Regions from separate parts of the Mus musculus genome. Here region 2 is linked to region 1. Evidence: chromatin contacts called from ENCODE Hi-C or POLR2A ChIA-PET data. All regions are on one chromosome and are shown on one strand. Each heading gives the region's core, a stretch centred on a gene start or an enhancer-like site at or near the end of the contact. The rest is flanking DNA. Distances are from core to core; before and after follow the strand shown. Region 1 holds the start of Arl6ip1 (ADP-ribosylation factor-like 6 interacting protein 1). Region 2 holds the start of Tmc5 (transmembrane channel-like gene family 5).

Evidence for each region. A loop is a pair of places that touch in the nucleus more often than their neighbours do. ChIA-PET counts read pairs that join two places held with the same protein, here RNA polymerase II (POLR2A).
Region 2: a loop to region 1 is called in a map of v-Abl transformed pro-B cells, with 3 times the contacts of the local background. The contact joins the promoter of Tmc5 here to the promoter of Arl6ip1 in region 1. A Hi-C loop is called at or near these places in 1 of 37 maps with a recorded cell type or tissue (v-Abl transformed pro-B cells). POLR2A ChIA-PET finds 5 or more read pairs at or near these places in 1 of 5 experiments (embryonic stem cell).

Annotation. Positions count from the first base shown.
Region 1 is chr7:118,128,138-118,131,007 of GRCm38, reverse strand. Arl6ip1 (ADP-ribosylation factor-like 6 interacting protein 1) reads left to right here and starts at 1,383. Exons shown (of 6, transcript NM_019419.2): 1 at 1,383-1,539. The coding sequence starts at 1,504.
Region 2 is chr7:118,595,849-118,598,718 of GRCm38, reverse strand. It overlaps Tmc5 (transmembrane channel-like gene family 5), which reads right to left and starts at 1,422. Exons shown (of 22, transcript NM_001105252.1): 1 at 1,175-1,422. It overlaps B230311B06Rik (RIKEN cDNA B230311B06 gene), which reads right to left. Exons shown (of 2, transcript NR_169121.1): 2 at 1,881-2,294.

The DNA of each region.
Region 1 (2,870 bases), core at 134-2,633:
TTAAAACAAAACTGCAGAGCCTTAATTGTGAGTGAAAGCTCTGAAAGAAGAAGAGTATTTGCAAAGATCTTCTTCATTTGCAGTGCCAAAGTTCTGAGGAAGATTTGTGTTACGAGCTTCATCTTCTGACACATTTCAAAAGGTCACTTTGTGGTAGAAAAAGAGGTGTTTGTAACCTCTGAGCCATTTGGAAGGTTAGTGAGAGCTGGATTGGGACCTGGGACTGGCCTAAACTTAAATTTTACTTTGGGAACACCGACTAAACTAAGCTTTCTGGGGCAGTAGCCAAGTTGCCAAGGAAAAACTTATTACTCTGCCCTCTCTTAGCAAAGTGACTGCTCCTGGTACCACCAAGATGGGCACCTCATTGCTTGGTAGCAGCTGTTTGGGTCCTTTTGTTCTCAATACTGAGGAGAAGGAGGGAATTCCAGGCTTTACAATTTTTGACATGATTTCTGTATCAACCGAAGTCATAATATCCCCCCCCCGCCCCGCCCACACACAATGAGCGTCCTTCCTGGTCAAAACTGTTGTCTGTACCTTCTAGTACTTTCCACAAGTTCTATGACAAATTGTATGCCCCTTTGACAGAGCCACCATAGGCCAGGAAGGGACCAGGCATATTTAGGAGCACTATGTGATCTCTCACATTTCTCTTTAACCTCCAAGGCCTTTAAAGAACCTGGGAATTAAGGAACGAAGTGTTTTTAAAAATAATTTAAAATTAGTTGAAGGTCGTATTTAGCCTGGCTTCCCCATACATCCATTAATCTATCAGTCTGAAGCCCTCCAACATCCGAATTGCTCCTCTACTCATCCATCCCTCCGAATGAAGCGCTCCCCTAGCTACCTGAAGTACTCATAGATTATCAAGTGAAGCACCCCGCAAATGATTCCCCCAAAAACTGGCTGCAAATGAAGCCCTTTAAGAGTTTGTGCATCTTCCATGTTCTCCAAAGGCCAGAGCTGGGGAGAAGGCACAGACAGCGCTCACTTGGGGCAGCCAATACTTCAGTCAGCAGGTGCCACAGCAACCTAAAGCGTCCTTGCCCTTCCAGCCTCCGCATAGGATGCCATTGCGCATCCCCTGCGCAGCTGAGCGGACAGGCGCCTGAGCGGTTTTGATTTCCAGCAGAAGAGCTAGGGACTAGAGAGGCCCCAGGATTTAGGAAGATCTGGGTGAGAGACTAGGTACGGCGGTTGAACCGCTTCCTTCCGCTCCGCCTCTCGAGGGCCACACCCCTGCACTCTGATTGGTCAGAGTCTTTCAGTTTCGCTCTCCTTTGACCTGGATTTCAAGTCATGCGCTAGCTGCCGGTTGGCCCGACTTCCCAGAAGCCGGAGTGCGGTCTACCCAATGAGGAGCGAGTTTCGCGAGGGCTGTCGGGAAAGGCAGCTAGCCTATATAAGCAGACTGCGGGGCGTTCCCCCGCGCTCGGGTTGCCTTGCTGGTGTTGGGGGGATAGTGTGTGTTCGCTCGTTGATAACCGCGAGTCTGGAACGATGGCGGAGGGGGATAACCGCAGCAGCAACCTGCTGGTGAGTTGCGGTGGTCAGTCTGTCCCCGGAGTTTCCGGATGGGCCTCCTGGCCTCGGTGGACTACCAGGGACAGCCAGGCCTTATCTCCACGGTGGAGGTCGCTGCTGGCGATCCCCAACGTCCCCCGGAATCCTGCACCATAAGGCTTGGGCCGTGCGTGAGGAAGTGTGAGAAGGGGGCTGTGGCAAGAAGGAACCTGGGTAACAGGTTGGGGCACTCGGCCGCCAGGGGCCTTGTCTAGCGCTCCGGCTCAGGCCGGAGACCTACCTGTTTTGCCCTTTGATCTTAATCTCATGTTCCGTAGATTATTTTTAATCATGATTCTTTTTCTCCTAAAACTTGGCGCAAGGGTGGAGGGTCAAAGGGCTGCTACAGAGAATTAGTTTATCGCTGACACAGAATTTGTTGGAGCTGGCTGGTTGGAGTTCACCGCAGGAAGCTGAAAACGGGTTCTGCGGAAAGGACAGTGGGGGATCCTGGCACTTGTCTGGGAACTGGCGAGGGACTCACGGGACTGGATGCAACTTTAAAAATGATTTAGCACGGATTTGACGGAGCTACACGAGATGATGGTATTAGAAGAGGGCGCGTTTGCTTCATTACAGGTCTTTGTTTTTGGTTAGGTCTTTGTTTTTGGTTTTTAAGGCTAGGTTTTCGTGTAGCTTGACGAGGCTAGCCTTGTATTTGTCATCCTCCTGTGCTGGGATTACAGTTGCGCATCACCAGGCCCTGCTAGTTTCAAATTTTTAACTGCATCACCCACCTAGGCAAGAACGAAAGATCTTTTTTTTTTTTTTTCTGTATTGTCATTCCCCAGAAAAGGCAGGCCATATCAGAAATGAAAAAAGCAATCAGCTTTTAATGCCTGCCTTTTTAACTGCTAAGTGCCGACAAGATTCTTCGGGACAGTTTTGATTAGTGCAAGATTTTCAGTTTGTATTTGTGTTTAGAGGTGCATTCCCTGTATCCTTAAATTCCCTACACACACACACACACACACACACACACACACAGTACCATACAATAGAGATGCTTACCCTGTACCCTTAAACTCCTCCTACACAATACCAGCAAACAATTCAATAAGAGGATTAATTGCTGTACAAGGAAACTATCATGGGAGAGGGCCTGATCACTACTATTTCCATCATTTTAAGGAGAGCAAGTCCATTAGTCTTGGATTTCCTGGATTTAAATATATTAACCCCTTTATGTCTCAGTCGCCTTATCTTAAAGTAGAGGTTGTGAGAATACCTTTTCCAGTTTTTTTGGAGCGTCAATTGAAGTATAACATGTAAAATGTTTAGGATTTCTAGTATGGGGAGATGTC
Region 2 (2,870 bases), core at 173-2,672, 470 kb before region 1:
TGAGTTGGCTCATTTCACTGGTAGCTGAGAAATCACCTATCAACACCCACTTCAGGTAACTAACTGCCTGTAATTTGGCTCCTGGGGATGCAGTGCCCTTCAGGGGTCCTGCACTAATGTGTACAAACCACACACATGCTCATAATTAAAAATAAAAATAAAATCTTGGGGGTGCACCACCAGCACTCAAAAGGCAGAGGAAGGCAGAGCTCTGAGTTGAAGTCCAGCCTGGTCTACATAGCAAAGGCAGGCCTGCCAGGGCTACAAGAATGGAGTCAGCCCATAGACAGGGATACTCTGTCAAAAAACAAACAAACAAACAAACAAAAAACCAACAAAACAAACAAACAAAAAACAAAAACAAACAAACAAAAACCAACAACAAACAAAAACTTAAGAACAAGTAAGTAAAATTTACATTTTAAATGCAAAATGGTGAATTTTTTTTTCCTAAAGGAGAGATGGGACTTTTCTTCCTCACAAATTGAGGAAAGGCCTTAAAATATGAGAGGAAGTAGAAGATGGTCCCCTAGAGGATGGCTTGGTTTGGGACAGAGATAAGTCCCCAGCTGCCAGCAACTGAGGAATGCAGGGGTCGCAGAGAGGGCGTCGAGGAACCACAAGGCAAAAGGTCCTTTCTCAGTTGTCAGGCACCGTTTCCTGATTTCTGCCGTATTAGAGTTTGGGCATTTTGTCATCTTAGGGTGCTTAGCAGTAGCGTCCCAGAACTCTCCCCGTTTCACACAAGAGAACCCCAAGTATAGGAGACACACAAGTTCCACCCAGTCTCTCTCTTCTGGAAACCATCCCATCTAGCCAGGGACTCTGCCCTAGACATTGTGAGATGGTTCTTGCGTTGGCCGCAGGTGCCCTCCAGACCTGGCGGTAAGCGGTCGCAGGGGAAGACAGGCAGGAAGGGAGAAGTTTTTTGATATTGGCTTAGACACGTTCGGGGTTTTGGACCTGTGGCTATGGGACTTTCTTAAGAAAGGAAATTGATCTTGAAGATATTCTCATGCAAATTGCAGTTTAGACAATCCTACCCCGTTTTTTGCTACCACAGAAGGCCAGCGCTGCTGTTGGGGTGCAGAGGCTGCCGGGGCCCTTAGCTCCTAGATCCGCCCGCCCCGCTCCCGCTCCCCCCTGCTCCCCGCCCCACTTTCACCCAATCCACCTGCGTAGCTCCTGCTTCCGTGCCACAGCCGCTACCCTCCGTGCAGGGCAACCGTCTCACCCGGGCGCAGCGCCTCTCTCACACTCACAGTGTGCTCCAGCTAGGACCTAGGACTGTGCGCAGGCTGCCGCGTGTCGTCCTAGTATCCAGGGGCCGGCTACAGTATTCTTAGCATCCAGCAGGTCCCTGAAGACGGTGGCTATAGACAACTACTGCTCGTTCCAGTGTACACACACTACTGTCTCCCATGAAAGCCCCACCCCTCCGCTCAGCAGAAGCCAGGGCCATGGAGTCCCCAGGGGATGCCGGAAGGCATTGGGGCTGGAGCGACTAGCTCCAAAAGCTTTGCCGGCCACACTGTGGGAATCTAAAGAAATGCAGAGTCACATGGAGATTCGGATCACCAGAATCAGACACAGAATCAGACACCACAGTGAGGAGCACCCTGCCACTCACCACTAGAGCGACACTGTCCATCCAATAACAAACCAAGTGGTCAGGGTGGTGACCCAGCCTGTCATCCCAGATCTTTCCAAGACAGTCCCTGTGACTTAGTGAAATCCTGCCTTTCAATAGGAAGGAAAACGTCAGCCAGACTGTTGGCCCAGGCTTGTAATCTGCACTTACGAGACTGAGGCAGGAGGATTGCTGAAAGTTTAAAGCAGCCAGAGCTACAGAGGGGAAATTTCATAACAAAACAGAGAGGTTTTTTTTTTAATTACATTTTATTTATTGGGGGTCCATGGGAACATGTATGGAGATCCAAGAACAACATGTAGGGGTCCATTCTTGTTTTCCGTCACGCTGTCAAGCACAGCAGCAAGCACCTTTACCTTCTAAGCTCTCACACGGGTCTCAAGTAGCTGGACCGGCCTTGAGCTCCTGATGTGCCAGGACTATAGGCATGCTTCACACCCAGCCTGTCTTGAACAAGAGATTCTGACACTGGGCAAGATGAGTCTGGTACAACAGCTTGAATGCTCCGAGTTGTACTCGCACAGGAAACAACCACAGACAGAAGCTTTGGGGCGCTGAGGGGGTGCTGAGGTGGCGTTCCCCAGATGAGGACGTTCCGGAGACAAGCCACATAGCGCCGTGGCTCTTCTCCGTTGAACTGCACCTGAAGGATGAGGATGATAAGTTGCAAGCCATTTGCTTTCCGTTACTGTTAAGAAATGTGTGTGTGTGTGTGTGTGTGTCTGCTTCAGTACCACCCAGCTGTCGTTCTGACTATTGCAGGGGGGACATGGTGTGTCAGGCACAGCAGGGTCCCTAAGGAAGCACTGTACCAGCAAACAGACTCTGTTGCCTGTTTATCTCAGAGGCTATTATTACCTAGTTCTGCGACCAAGAAGATCACGATATGGTTATAGACATAGTTCTTTAACATACACGCAAGACCGCTCAGTTGGATAAAGGGGTTTGAATCCACGCTTGCCTGACTTCTACCCACATGGTATAAAGGTGGAGGAATTTACTACCTACTAAAAATAGTTGTCTGACTTACACACACACACACACACACACACACACACACACACAGAGAGAGAGAGAGAGAGAGAGAGAGAGAGAGAGAGAGAGAGAAATAAGTTTAAAATGTAAGCACATTTGTCTTCATTGAGGCATTTTTTTAAAGGCCCACATGGCAAGGCAAGGCATGGTGGCTCATGCCTTTAATCCCAGCACTGAAGTGGGG